2 separate regions of the Mus musculus genome follow, and region 2 is linked to region 1. Evidence: chromatin loops called from intact Hi-C (ENCODE). Cell type or tissue: heart. All regions are shown on one strand. Links, peaks and the distances in the headings refer to the core of each region. The heading gives the core; the rest is flanking DNA.

Region 1 (7,618 bases), core at 1,583-6,582:
AGTCTCTTTCTGGAAGGTAACAGGCTCCCAGCCTTTTCCTTCTCCCAGTACAAAACACACCCTTAAGGCTTCCTGCCTCTCTCTGAGGAAATACCAAGGAGCTTACCTCAGCAATGGTTCTTCTTTCCTGAGGCACTGGCTGAAAGGGAGTAAAGTAACCATTCTTTTTCATCTACCCTGGAGACTCCCAAAGACTCAGAGAGACTTTTTACCCATGAACTTGAGAGAGAATGGGAGAATTACCAAAGCCATAAACATGGTCTATTGCAAAGCCACAGTTCAAACTCAGACATTTCAGGTCAGTATTCACGTCCTATTCATCTGATCTGCTTCCAGATCCCTCTGATATTTATCTTTGGTGGTGTGCTCATCATCTGCCTGATGCAACAATACCTGGCGTATAAGTCTTCTAAGAACGTCGTTAAAGTCTTCTGCCATCAAGCCAATGATGTGAGTGCTGGGGCTCTCTGGTGGGTGGAAATATGTTTGCTAAGAGGGTAGGTCTCTAGAAGGGACTTCCTGTTTTTGGCTTCCTGCCTAGAGTAAGGAGGAATCGCACAGTGTCTGAATCCTACAGGTTTGCACATCTTTTTTGCATCCTTATTACTAAGCCTTGCTGTCTCTATATTCCCTAGGTACATATATACCAGACCCAGGTCGTCATGACAAACACACTGGAAACCTCAAGTGGAAAAAGCCACCCACTGGGTCGTTCAGGAGAGATCCAGTCTTTAAAGAAGCAAAACTAGAGACCAAAATAAGTCCTCTTCCTTCTAGATGTGCATCATCTGCTTCTTCCTTCCCTAGAAGACTGAGGGAGCTATCTTTCACAGAGTGTATTCAGTGGTATACGTGGAGCTCAGAAGTAGACACTTGCCTTGCCTCTATTAGGACTTGATTGAACCCAAATACCACAAAATTCTTTCTCTCTGCTGAGAAAATGGAAATTTAAGATGGGAACCAAGCACTGTGTGGTCAACATCCATGAGCATGGTTTAATATACATACCATGTGCTTGTTTTTCTGCTTGTGAACTTGTGAGATAGAAAAACTCCCAAGTCATCCACTTTTACTTGTTATCATTCAGTCACATAATAAATTTCGATTGTGCACTTGATATGTGTGAGGCTCTACTCATAGAAGAGAAGTGGGGGATGGTGGGTGTTGTGATGCAGTCCTTGACTTACAGACACTTTTGGCTTCCACAGAGATACCATGTAGGCAATTTCCCCTTACACGCCACAGCATGAGGGAGAGAAAGAAGGGACACACTGATGCATGTGGCTTATTCTGTCTGGTGTTGGTACAAGTGAGGGATAGGGCAAATAAAGAGCCAGGCTGGTTAAGGGGGCAACATATCACTGTGTCATTTAAGGCTGCCAATAGGATCTTCCTTTTAATAAGGAGCCCAGCATTTGGAAGGGCTCTAGGGAGAGAAATGATCCAAGGGAACAGTTAAATGCTGTCCTTATAAAGTTTATGAGACAGCAGGACCACTGAAGCAGCACAGAAGATAAAGAACAAAAGTGTGAACTGCAGAACTATCTCCAGGAGAAGGGAGAGCAGTTTATGGGGGTTGTTTTGATTTGCTCCGTTTTGTTTTGTTTTGTTTTGTTTTGTTTTGTTTTGTTTTGTTTTGTTTTGTTTTGTTTTGTTTTGTTTTGTTTTGTGACAGGATTTCTCTGTGTAACAGCCCTGGCTGCCTTGGAACTTGCTTTGTAGACTCGGCTGACTTCGAACTCTGAGATCTGACGGCCTCTGCCTCCTGACTTAAAGGATGTTCTGCCATACTGGGCTTGAGAGTTTAGATTTTTATAGGATAGTTTAAGTTGGGTGGGAGCATGGTGGGAGAACATGAAGGGAAAGGGAAACTGCTGTAAACAAATGAACAAAAAGAACTTTCTTCAGCAGAAATTTTTATCTTGTCATGAAGAAAACAGGATGTAACTGCAGCCAGGGAAGCAGGCAGGTCTTCACCCCTCCCTCAGCTCCTTCCAAATCAATTCCCAGGTCTTATCTCTAGTTCTGTAGCAGACCACCTGCTGAAGGCTCCTTCCCCTACCTACCCCTTCTGAGTGGATCACACAGATCTTTCTCTAAATAAAGAAAATGGGCTACTTTTATACAGTGGAGTATTTTACTCAGCTGTTTTTTACAAGGACATGAAATTTGCAGGCAGATGGATGGAACTAGAAAAAAATAAATAATTTTTTTAAAAAAGATGTCCTGAGGAAGGTGATCCAGACCCAAAAAGACAAATATGGTATGTGTTGTAAGTATAAAAAGATAAAGAGATATAAGAATATGTCCTATGGGGGTGTGGTGAGGTATGGGGGAAGGAGGTGCCTTGTCGGGCCCATGCCAAGGTATCCCTTCCCCCGGAGGGACCAGCCACACAAGGGTACAGTATAGAATAGAGTTTATTCAGGGCATGGGGAGGGGAGTAAAGAGGGTAGTAGAGGCAGAGAAAGGCAGAGAGAGGGAGAGAGTAGAGAAGAAGAGGCCGGCCATGACCAAGTAAGGGGGCAAGAGGCAAGGGAGAGAGAGGGCAAGCAGCCCCTTTTATAGTGGGTCAGGCCTACCTGGCTGTTGCCAGGTAACTGTGGGGGTGGAGTCCAGACAGAATACCAACAGTATGCCTTCACTTATTAGTGACTATTAGCTGTTAATTAAATGATAATCAAGCTACAATTCACAGACCCAGAGAGGCTACGTAGCAAGGAGGGCTCTTTAGAGGTTGTGTGGACCTCCCTGGAAAGGGGAAATAGACTAGATTCTGCGGGTAGGCTGAGGGTGGTGAAGATGGGGATAGGAGGGATTGGGCTGGGGAAGAAGGATGAAGGGGAAAAATACAGGGAGAGAAGACAGGAACTGGAGAGCACTTGGCAGGGATGTGGGAACCTCATGTCGTGGAAACTATTGAAGACTCCTAGTAGTGGAGGACAGGAAACCTGAACTGTTCATCTTCTGTAACCAGGCCAGGCTTCCAGTAATGGGACTGTAATACCAACCCAGCCACAAAACCCTCAATCTACAATCTGTCCTGCCTGCAAGATGTGCTGGGGTAACAGAACTGGTGGGAGTGGCCAACTTGACACCCACACTATTAGACCCACACCATGTTTAACACTGCCTTGATGAGCAGGACCCTGAGGCCGGACAGCCCAGAGACCTAGGGTAGAACCAAACACGACTGGCAAAAAATTTTAATTAAATGATTCCTAGTGGTGTATTGTATTTATACATCGATGCCTAGCCTTCGCGCACAGAATCTGCACTTGGTTCTCCTTCAGTTGCTTACACTAGTTCAGCTGCTCCACCCCACTAGTCCAACTTCTTGGTGAAGGCCTTGTCGTCCATGGTGGCGAGCCATGCGTCCCTGCCGCCTTCCCTGAAGCTCTCCCTGGGCAGGACCACCGAGCCACAGAGCACTCAGCCAGCGCCCCGCCCAAGCTCAGCGGGCAGCCCGGGGCCGCAACCTCCTGGATCTCCCGCCCCGCCCCGCCCCGCCCCGCCCCGCCCCGCCCCGGCCATGCGCCAGGGGCGCGGCGGCGTAGGGCTCACAGCTCACAGCACAGCCCTGCTGGGGAAGACTCTGGCCCGACCGCCGCCTGCCCGTCGGGCGCCGCCTGCAGGCCTCTCTGCGCTCTGGCGGCGGCTCTCCCTCTTTCTTTTCCCTCGGTTATCGCCCCCAGTAATACATTTTGTTGTTAACACTATTATTCCTTTTGGGATTATAACATCTAATTTTGCTACCGGGACTGGCAAAGCATGAAGATACTAGGAAAGGCAGCTGTTAAACTGCTTGACTCTTGAAGTGTCTAATGAGTGCATACGGTGGCTGTTTAAGAACTTACGTGTGCACCCTGTACAGTATATGTCTGTTGGAAACCCGGGAAAAATACAAGACAATCTGAACCATAAGTTGCTGCCTGTCGTCCTCTGACATTTTAACTTACATATGTGACTTAATTGATGGCATTCCATCTTTCTGTAGTACACCAGAGATTTATACTGAGATGTTTTGCTAAAATATAGATAGATACATATTTGTTTACTGTTGTTTATATTTCAATTTTTTTGCCTGCTTTGCCTGTCATTTGGAATCCAGGCAAAAATCCCAGTCTTATTATATCCTTTTGTTGTATATATAGCATAAGCTTGTAAATCAATAAAAGTAGCTGTAATAACTGGCACTGTTCAATAAATTTATGAGGTGTTTTTTATTTTTATTTTTTGTAAATGTTGTAGGCTTATCCTTCGGCGAAAAGCTTCTACATTTTGCTTCAAAAGTAGAAGATGGAGCTGGAGAGATGGCTTAATAGTTAAGAGCACAGGCTGCTCTTCCAGAGGACCCAGGTTTGATTTCCAGCATCTGCATGGCAACTCACGACAGCCTATATGTAACTCAGTCTCAGGAAGATCAATGCCTTCTTTTGGCCTCCAAGAACACTGTATGCCCATGGTGCACAGACATACAGTTGGGCAAATGCTTGTACACATAAAATAGAAATAAATAAAATTTTCATAAATAAATAGCGCTTATTTCTTTTTTCAATTGGGTATTTATTTCAATTACATTTTCAATGCTATCCCAAAAGTCCCCCACACGCTCCACCACCCACTCCCCTACCCACCCACTCCCACTTCTTGGCCCTGGCTTTCCCCTGTACTGGGGCATATAAACTTTGCACGACCAATGGGCCTCTCTTTCAACTGATGGCCGACTAGGCCATCACCTGATTCATATGCAGCTAGAGACACGAGCTCCAGGGGGGTTATTGGTTAGTTCATATTGTTGTTCCACCTATAGGATTGCAGATCCCTTCAACTCCTTGAGTACTTTCCCTAGCTCCTCCATTGGGGGCCCTGTGATCCATCCAATAGCTGACTGTGAGCATCCACTACTGTGTTTGCCAGGCCCCGGCATAGTCTCACAAGACACAGCCATATCTGGGTCCTTTTACCAAAATCTTGCTAGTGTATGCAATGGTGGAAGCTGAATATGGGATGGAACCCGGATATGGCTGTTTCTAGATGGTCCATCTTTTCGTCTCAGCTCCAAACTTTGTCTCTGTAACTCCTTCCATGGGTGTTTTGTTCCCAATTCTAAGAAGGGGCAAAGTGTCCACAGTTTGATCTTTGTTGTTCTTGAGTTTCATGCGTTTAGCAAATTGTATCTTATATCTTGGGTATTCTAAGTTTGAATTATTGATGGTGTCTTTTGCCTTGCAGAAGCTTTGCAATTTTATGAGGTCCCATTTGTCAATTCTCGATCTACAGTACAATCCATTGCTCTTCTATTCAGGAATTTTTCCCCTGTACCCATATCTTCGAGGATTTTCCCTACTTTCTCCTCAATAAGTTTCAGTGTCTCTGGTTTTATGTGGAGTTCCTTAATCCACTTAGACTTGACCTTAGTACAAAGAGATAGAAATGGATCAATTCGAATTCTTCTACATGTTAACCGCCAGTTGTGCCAGCACCATTTGTTGAAGATGCTGTCTTTCTTCCACTGGATGGTTTTTGCTCCCTTGTCAAAGATCAAGTGACCATAGGTGTGTGGGTTCACTTCTCGGTCTTCAGTTCTTTTCCATTGGTCTACTTGTCTGTCTCTATACCAGTACCATGCAGTTTTTATCACAATTGCTCTGTAGTACAGCTTTAGGCCAGGCATGGTGATTCCACCAGAGGTTCTTTTATCCTTGAGAAGTTTTTGCTCTCCTAGGTTTTTTGTTATTCCTGATGAATCTGCCCATTGCCCTTTCTAATTCGTTGAAGAATTGAGTTGGAATTTTGATGGGGATTGCATTGAATCTGTAGATTGCTTTTGGCAAGAGAGCCACTTTTACTATATTGATCCTGCCAATCCATGAGCATGGGAGATCTTTCCATCTTCTGAAATCTTCTTTAATTTCTTTCTTCAGAGACTTGAAGTTCTTATCATACAGATCTTTCACTTCCTTAGTTAAAGTCATGCCAAGGTATTTTACATTATTTGTGACTATTGAGAAGGGTGTTGTTTCCCTAATTTCTTTCTCAGCCTATTTATCCTTTGTGTACAGAAAGGCCATTGACTTGTTTGAGTTAATTTTATGTCCAGCTACTTCATTGACGCTGTTTATCAGGCTTAGGAGTTCTCTGGTGGAATTTTTAGGGTCACTTATATATACTATCCTATCATCTGCAAAAAGTGATATTTTGACTTCTTCCTTTCCAATTTGTATCCCCTTGATCTCCTTTTGTTGTCGAATTGCTCTGGCTAGGACTTCAAGTACAATGTTGAATAGGTAGGGAGAGAGTGGACATCCTTGTCTACTCCTTGATTTTAGTGGGAATGCTTCTAGCTTCTCACCATTTACTTTGATGTTGGCTACTGATTTGCTATAGATTTCTTTTATCATGTTTAGGTATGGGCCTTGAATTCCTGTTCTTTCCAAGACTTTTATCATGAATGGGTGTTGGATTTTGTCAAATGCTTTCTCAGCATCTAATGAGATGATCATGTGGTTTTTGTCTTTGAGTTTGTTTATATAATGGATCACGTTGATGGATTTCCGAATATTGAACCATCCCTGCATCCCTGGGATGAAACCTACTTGGTCAGGATGGATGATTGTTTTGATGTGTTCTTGGATTCGGTTAGCAAGAACTTTATTGAGGATTTTTGCATCAATATTCATAAGGGAAATTGGTCTGAAGTTCTCTATCTTTGTTGGGTCTTTCTGTGGTTTAGGTATCAGAGTAATTGTGGCTTCATAGAATGAGTTGGGTAGAGTACCTTCTGTTTCTATTTTGTGGAATAGTTTGTGAAGAACTGGGATTAGATCTTCTTTGAAGGTCTGATAGAACTCTGCACTAAACCCATCTGGTCCTGGGCTTTTTTTGGTTGGGATACTATTAATGACTGCTTCTATTTCTTTAGGGGATATAGGACTGTTTAGATCATTAACCTGATCTTGATTTAACTTTGGTACCTGGTATCTGTCTAGAAACTTGTCCATTTCATCCAGGTTCTCCAGTTTTGTTGAGTATAGCCTTTTGTAGAAGGATCTGATGGTGTTTTGGATTTCTTCAGGATCTGTTGTTATGTCTCCCTTTTCACTTATGATTTTGTTAATTAGGATGCTTTTCCTGTGCCCTCTAGTGAGTCTGGCTAAGGGTATATCTATCTTGTTGATTTTCTCAAAGAACCAGCTCCTCGTTTGGTTGATTCTTTGAATAGTTCTTCTTGTTTCCACTTGGTTGATTTCACCCCTGAGTTTGATTATTTCCTGCCATCTACTCCTCTTGGGTGAATTTGCTTCCTGTTGTTCTAGAGCTTTTAGGTGTGTTGTCAAGCTGCTAATGTGTGCTCTCTCTAGTTTCTTTTTGGAGGCACTCAGAGCTATGAGTTTTCCTCTTAGAAATGCTTTCATTGTGTCCCATAAGTTTGGGTATGTTGTGGCTCCATTTTCATTAAACTCCAAAAAGTCCTTAATTTCTTTCTTTATTCCTTCTTAGACCAAGGTATCATTGAGAAGAGTGTTGTTCAGTTTCCACGTGAATGTTGGCTTTCTATTATTTATTTTTTTATTGAAGATAAGCCTTAGCCCATGGTGATCTGATAGGATGCATG
Region 2 (7,618 bases), core at 1,025-6,024, 77 kb before region 1:
ATAATCTGAGATCTTCCTCAGGTTTTTTCTTCAATGTCTTAAATTTTTATCATACAAGTCTTTTTTCAATTAGATATTTTCTTTATTTACATTTTAAATGTTATCCCCTTTCTTGGTTTCCCCTCCAAAAACCCCCTATCCCCTCCCTACTCCCCCTGCTCACCAACACATACACTCCCACTTTCTGGCCCTGGCATTCCCCTATGCTGAGGCATAGAGCCTTCACAGGATCAAGGTCCTCTCCTTCAATTGATAACCAACAAGACCATCCTCTGCTACATATGCAGCTGAAGCCATGAGTCCCTCCATATGTACTCTTTGGTTGGTGGTTTAGTCCCTGGGAGCTCTGGAGGATACTGGTTAGTTCATATTGTTCTTCCTCCAATGGGGTTGCAAACCCCTTCAGCTCCTTGGGCCCTTTCTCTATCTCCTCCACTGGGTGCCTTGTGCTCAGTCTAATGATTGGCTGAGAGCATCCACCTCTATATTTGTCAGGCACTGGTAGAGCCCCTCAGGAGACAAGAATATCAAGCTCCTTTTGACAAGCACTTGTTGGCATCCACAATAGTGTCTGGGTTTGGTGACTGTATATGAGATGGATTCCCAGGTGGGGCAGTCTCTGGATGGTCATTCCTTCAGTCTCTGCTCCACACTTTGTCTCTATAATTCCTCCCATGGGTGGTTTGTTCCCCCTTCTAAGGAGGACCGAAGTATCCACACTTTGGTCTTCCTTCTTCTTGAGTTTCACAAATTTTGTGAATTGTATCTTGGGTATTCTGAGCTTCTGGGTTAATATCCACTTATCAGTGAGTGCATATGAGGTGTGTTCTTTTGTGATTGGGTTATCTCATTCAGGATGATATCCTCCAGATCCATCTTTGGAGAATTTTTTTAATTTTTTTTCCATTTTTTATTAGGTATTTAGCTCATTTACATTTCCAATGCTATACCAAAAGTCCCCCATATCCACCCACCCCCACTCCCCTGCCCACCCACTCCCTCTTTTTGGCCCTGGTGTTCCCCTGTACTGGGGCATATAAAGTTTGCAAGTCCAATGGGCCTCTCTTTCCAGTGATGGCCGACTAGGCCATCTTTTGATATATATGCAGCTAGAGTCAAGAGCTCCGGGGTACTGGTTAGTTCATAATGTTGTTCCACCTATAGGGTTGCAGATCCCTTTAGCTCCTTGGCTACTTTCTCTAGCTCCTCCATTGGGAGCCCTATGATCCATCCATTAGCTGACTGTGAGCATCCACTTCTGTGTTTGCTAGGCCCCGGCACAGTCTCACAAGAGACAGCTACATCTGGGTCCTTTCAATAAAATCTTGCTAGTGTATGCAATGGTGTCAGCGTTTGGATGCTGATTATGGGGTGGATCCCTGGATATGGCAGTCTCTACATGGTCCATCCTTTCATCTCAGCTCCAAACTTTGTCTCTGTAACTCCTTCCATGGGTGTTTTGTTCCCAAATCTAAGGAGGGGCATAGTGCCCACACTTCAGTCTTCATTCTTCTTGAGTTTCATGTGTTTAGCAAATTATATCTTATATCTTGGGTATCCTAGGTTTGGGGCTAATATCCACTTATCAGTGAGTACATATTGTGTGAGTTTCTTTGTGAATGTGTTACCTCACTCAGGATGATGCCCTCCAGGTCCATCCATTTGGCTAGGAATTTCATAAATTCATTCTTTTTAATAGCTGAGTAGTACTCCATTGTGTAGATGTACCACATTTTCTGTATCCATTCCTCTGTTGAGGGGCATCTAGGTTCTTTCCAGCTTCTGGCTATTATAAATAAGGCTGCTATGAACATAGTGGAGCATGTGTCCTTCTTACCAGTTGGGGCATCTTCTGGATATATGCCCAGGAGAGGTATTGCTGGATCCTCCGGTAGTACTATGTCCAATTTTCTGAGGAACCGCCAGACTGATTTCCAGAGTGGTTGTACAAGCCTGCACTCCCACCAACAATGGAGGAGTGTTCCTCTTTCTCCACATCCACGCCAGCATCTGCTGTCACCTGAATTTTTGATCTTAGCCATTCTGACTGGTGTGAGGTGGAATCTCAGGGTTGTTTTGATTTGCATTTCCCTGATGATTAAGGATGTTGAACATTTTTTCAGGTGCTTCTCTGCCATTCGGTATTCCTCAGGTGAGAATTCTTTGTTCAGTTCTGAGCCCCATTTTTTAATGGGGTTATTTGATTTTCTGAAGTCCACCTTCTTGAGTTCTTTATATATGTTGGATATTAGTCCCCTATCTGATTTAGGATAGGTAAAGATCCTTTCCCAATCTGTTGGTGGTCTTTTTGTCTTATTGATGGTGTCTTTTGCCTTGCAGAAACTTTGGAGTTTCATTAGGTCCCATTTGTCAATTCTCGATCTTACAGCACAAGCCATTGCTGTTCTGTTCAGGAATTTTTCCCCTGTGCCCATATCTTCAAGGCTTTTCCCCACTTTCTCCTCTATAAGTTTCAGTGTCTCTGGTTTTATGTGAAGTTCCTTGATCCACTTAGATTTGACCTTAGTACAAGGAGATAAGTATGGATCGATTCGCATTCTTCTACATGATAACAACCAGTTGTGCCAGCACCAATTGTTGAAAATGCTGTCTTTCTTCCACTGGATGGTTTTAGCTCCCTTGTCGAAGATCAAGTGACCATAGGTGTGTGGGTTCATTTCTGGGTCTTCAATTCTATTCCATTGGTCTACTTGTCTGTCTCTATACCAGTACCATGCAGTTTTTATCACAATTGCTCTGTAGTAAAGCTTTAGGTCTGGCATGGTGATTCCGCCAGAAGTTCTTTTATCCTTGAGAAGACTTTTTGCTATCCTAGGTTTTTTGTTATTCCAGACAAATTTGCAGCCTACGTCTTGCCTGGGCAGCTGTTTTGTGATCTTCATATTCAAGAAAGCAAAAGCCTCTGTTTTTTTTCTTGTCATCAGGTTGGTGGTATAAAATGACATCTGTGAGACCCTCTGTCACTTTGCTAAATTCCTCAAGAATCTGTTCCTTGGTTTTACTCTTAGGAATCGAGCCCACAAAAAGCCTATTGTTGGCAACTGAGATGCAGACACCAATGTGCTTCCCGGAACGAATTTCATGATTATTATACAGTTTAACAGCCTCTTGTGCTGCTTCTTTTGTACAAAAAGTGACAAACGCATAACCTCTGTTGAGACCAGTGAGCGGATCCATCATTAAACGAAGATCCCATATAGGTCCAGCTTTCTCGAATAATGGAACAAGCTCATCCTCAAACAGATCTCTGGGGATCTTCCCCACAAATATCTCAGTGCCAACAGAAGGCTGCTGACCTGAATAAACGGAATCTGGAGGTGGTCCTCCATACTTCCTCTGACCTGTAGTCACATCAAGTGTGTAGCCTGTTCTTTCCAAAGTGCCTTAATCTTTGCCTCATCTGGTCCTTTACTAGAGTCTGCTACTTTGGTCCCCTGTTTTTCTCTCTGCCTGTAAGTCTTCATGACTCCACATAAAAAGGCACTTTTGTTCTGAACATGAGAGAGATCACTGTCTTTAAACTGTTGAAGCACTGCCAATGCGCCGTCTTCATTGAACTCTTTTAAAGCTTCGATAGCTCTTTCATCTAAATCACTATGTGCAACTAGCCCTGCAACGTAAATTTCATCTAGTTTTTCAGCAACTTTCTGTGGTAAACCAGCATCAAGCAATGTCTGAAAATTTTCTGAATGGATAACTGCTGAAGTAGTATCCATGGGCTCTTCAGTACCATTTCCATTAACATGTTCTGTAGCCATGTTTCCAGAGATCTCCCCGCGGGGCTGGGGCCGAGGAATCCTGTCCGACCGGGTCGGCTGGCGGGGAACGCGTGCTCGCTGCTCCCTGTGTCCGGCGCGAGTGGAGCTGTTGTAAAATGGCGGCCGAAGCTCACGCCGCTGGCAGCAAACCCGATCCAGTTCCACTCGCCTCCGAGCGCGCTCCCGGTGCGCGCGCGCCCCCGCGTGACCCCCCTTCCCTCCCCTCCCTGGCGCGTCCGCTTCTCTCCCTCACTCCCTCAGCTCAGCCCCTGCCCTCCGACAGCACCCCCTTCTCCCCTCGCCACCTCCGCCAGCCGCTAGCCGCCCTGCCCTGTCCTCTCAGCCTTCGTCCTTCCTTCCCTGCACCTCCTCCCCCAGCTTCCCCACTCCCGTCCGCGGCCGCTCACACACGAGTGGCCGCCCTTCTTCCTCTCTGGCTCTCTCTGGCTTCACGCCCTCCCTCGCTAGCTCTCTCTCGGCCCCGTCCCCCTGGAGCATTTTTTTTTATTTTATTTTTTGTTATTGTTCTAAAGGTTTCAGCTGGTCTGTTAAGTTTTTAGTAAAAGATCTCTCCAGTTTTGTTTTGTTTTTTTAATGTAGGCACTTAGTGCTATGAACTTTCCTCTTAACACCACTTTCATTGTGTCCCATAAGTTTGAGAAATTTGTGTATTCATTTTCATTGAACTCTAGACAGTCTTAACTCTTTTCTTTATTTCTGTCTTGACACATTTTTCATTCAGAGTTGTTCAGTTTCCATGAATTAGTAAGCTTCTGCTGTTTCTGTTGTTGTTGATGATGATAACCTGCTTTAATCCACGGTGGTCAGAAAGGATGAAGGATGTTATTTCTATTTTCTTGTATTTGTTGAGATTTGCTTCATGTCTAAGTATAAGCACCTCATGGTACCTTCTCCAAATTTGGCCATATAATTGGTCACAAAACAGGCCTCAACAGATACAAAAATATTGAAATTGTCCCATGCATCCTATCAGATCACCATGGACTAAGGCTGATCTTCAATAACAACATAAATAATAGAAAGCCAACATTCATGTAGAAAATGAACAACACTCTACTCAATGATACCTTGGTCAAGGAAGGAATAAAGAAAGAAATTAAAGACTTTTTAGAGTTTAATGAAAATGAAGCCACAACGTACCCAAACTTATGGAACACAATGAAAGCCCTCTCTGGTTCTTAAGAGAGTGTTGGTTACCTGGTAGGAAGTGCTTCTGAGATCCTGTCAGGTGGAGGTTACAGGTACAATGTGTTTATAGGTATTGGTATATGACACTTAGGGATAGATTTGGGCTAGGAATGCTAAAGGAGTCAACAAGAGAGAAGAAAGCAGAGTGTGCCACAAGAATCTGCTTAGTCCCATGGGAATATGGCAGAGAGGGGGTCAGGTTCACAACAGGTGGTCTGCTACAGAGCTGGAGATGAGATTGGGGGATTGGATTTGGAGATGAGGATGAAGAATAAAGATCTGAAGCTTGGCTACCTGCTTCCCTGGAATGGCTAATGGGTCCTCCAGAAGTGCCTGTGGAAGTTGGCTGCTGAGACAAAGGGATGGGGCAGTGATGGAGGTTGTAGAAGAAGACCTACATGATCTTCTGGATACGGGAGCAGAAAGGAAGAGAGGGCACAGCACATGTTCTGCTGCAGAGACTTGGGGAGTAGCTTTGGAGGAGAGAAAGGAAAGTGAAGATCTGGAGATTTGTCATCTACCTGCTTCCCTGGACCGGTAGTGGGTTTGCTATTATTGTATTGTTTAAAGAACCCCTATTTTTTAAGTGTTAATCTTGTTTTCCACATTCTCCTGACAATGTGTTCCCCCATATGTCATCCTTCCATATGGCTTAGAATGTTAGTGCCAGCGTGTTAGTCAATGTTGTATTTCAGTATCAGAAAAACAGTCACTTCTTGTCCTACTTGCTGGGGTTTTATGCAATGCTGGTGGTAGACTAGGGACTGTCTCTCTATTTCCTCTTTCTAGTATCCACATTTTAAAAAGAAGAAGAAGAAGTTCACTGTGGGTGTGCAGGTTTGAATGGTTCTCTGTGTCATGCTCTGAGCTCAGCTGTTGGGTATTGTCAGGGGACCTCAGGGAAGCTCTGAAATTCAGACACGGGACTTCAGAGAGCCAGGATCCCCTCCTACACTTCACCCCAAGATGAAGTTGAAGAATGAAATGTAGAGGCTGAGCTCACAGTGGCATCTTATAACCAGAGAGAAATAATCAGATCATCATCACTAAAGGAATCTTGGACAGTAGATATCCATTGCTTCGGAAACCATGATGTCTATAATCAGGTCCAAGTGTCTATGGTTTGGCCTGAGGATATGTCTGCCTCACTATTTCTGGCTGATGCTGATGTTGCAGTCTGGAGCCCCAATTAACAGCTTCTGTATTATGTGGTCACTTTGAAGGAACATTGAAATCACTTGGGTTACATACTGGAATTGAGTACATGACTATGGATATCAGAAGGACATTTTACTGGAGTGGCTAAAGCTGAAGAATTGAGGCTTCTGCCCAAGCAGAGCATACTCAGCAACGCTGTTTTAATTTCCAAAGGATGGATATCAAACTTCTCAACCACTTCTGATAGAGATGGTGTGATAGTCTAAGTCTAACATGGAATCTGTGTGTGGTTTTGGGCACCTGCATACTCTAGAAAATGGGGTGAATTTGGTTTCTTTGTCTTTTGTCACTACCTTAAAACAGGGTTTCTTACTTCCTCAGAATCTTGAGGGGAAAGTTCTGGCTTGCATGACTGACCAGCAATCTCTTGATAACCTCTGTATGCAATCCTTCACTAAGAACATTCTCTTCTAATGAATAGCATTGGGAAAGACTGGAGGAAATGTTTCAGTTCATGAAGAAGCAGAAGTAGATGGACATCCAGAAAAAGAACTGAACAGAAAAGCTACAACACCATTTTAAGGTCCTCCAGATGATGTAGTTGCTCAGGCTAGGACTATATGGTGTAATCTCATGGGTCCTCTGTATTTGTGATCTTATCTCTTATAGGTTTCTGCTCAATAGCAAGGCCATAAATCTCAGGGGTGGAAAAATACCTCAAATTACTGTGCTGGTCTAGTCAAAAGAACCTCCTTCAAGGAAAAAAATTTATTTACTATTCCATTTATCTGAGGCATTGTGACTTTCTTCCATGAACTCACAGAGATCTGCCTGCTTTGGACTCCACTTGATGGGATCTCAAGTTATGCAGAGTCATGTCTGTCTTAAATTGCATGTTTATTTAAGAACATTCCCTGAAAAAAATTCAGATTCCACTCCTGTAACAGTGCTCTCTGATGTCATTACACATTTCTTTGAAAAAGTGCCTCTACATAGAATATGTGACGTGGTTTCCTGGATGAGTCCACTGCAGATGACTCTGCTGAAGAGATTATCAGATTCTTCATGGGAATCTGATGTAACAGAGTCCTACAGAGAGTAAGGATGTGGTTTCCAGCTCTAGTCCTAAGGAAAGTCAGGTTTCTGTTTGGTGCCAGATCCTATGCAGGTATTCTCTTCTCAGGCACATAACTCGAGAAATGATGCTTCAGCACGACAGGTACTGTCTTTAACATTGTTTGGGTGCAAGGTACATCCTGACTGAACAAGGGGACTGACCTAGCATCATTTCCTACTTCATATGGTTAGGTTGCAATGCTGAATTGTATCTTTCACTAAAATGCTGTGTTCTGTCAGAAATTCATCATGAATAACTTCTATATCACTTTAAGACTGTTGAGTATGGTAGGTAATTGTACAAAATGATGGCCTGGGATTGTAAGAGAAAAGCCTAGTCATTTTAGTAAAACAAA

What was found. A loop is a pair of places that touch in the nucleus more often than their neighbours do. Peaks named below come from ENCODE experiments on the same cell type or tissue, not always from the same donor. Only the 100,000 strongest peaks of a DNase experiment are listed, where the experiment ranks them.
Region 2: a loop joins it to region 1, with 5 times the contacts of the local background. A loop is called at or near these places in 3 of 42 quality-filtered maps.

The regions. Positions count from the first base shown.
Region 1 is chr19:11,041,111-11,048,728 of GRCm38, reverse strand. AW112010 (expressed sequence AW112010) reads left to right here. Exons shown (of 3, transcript NR_102366.1): 2 at 337-450; 3 at 636-1,117. Among named protein-coding and RNA genes, the nearest start is that of AW112010, 5.6 kb to the left of the region's middle. In heart, for the core only: a CTCF peak has its summit at 3,638 (motif pointing left); a DNase peak (open chromatin) is centred at 3,498; H3K4me3 peaks cover 891 bases; H3K27ac peaks cover 598 bases.
Region 2 is chr19:11,117,671-11,125,288 of GRCm38, reverse strand. All of the region lies in intron 1 of Ms4a20 (membrane-spanning 4-domains, subfamily A, member 20), which reads left to right. It also overlaps the pseudogene Gm6501. Among named protein-coding and RNA genes, the nearest start is that of Ms4a20, 9.4 kb to the left of the region's middle. In heart, for the core only: no CTCF peak of the experiment used is centred there; a DNase peak (open chromatin) is centred at 4,078; H3K4me3 peaks cover 939 bases; H3K27ac peaks cover 601 bases.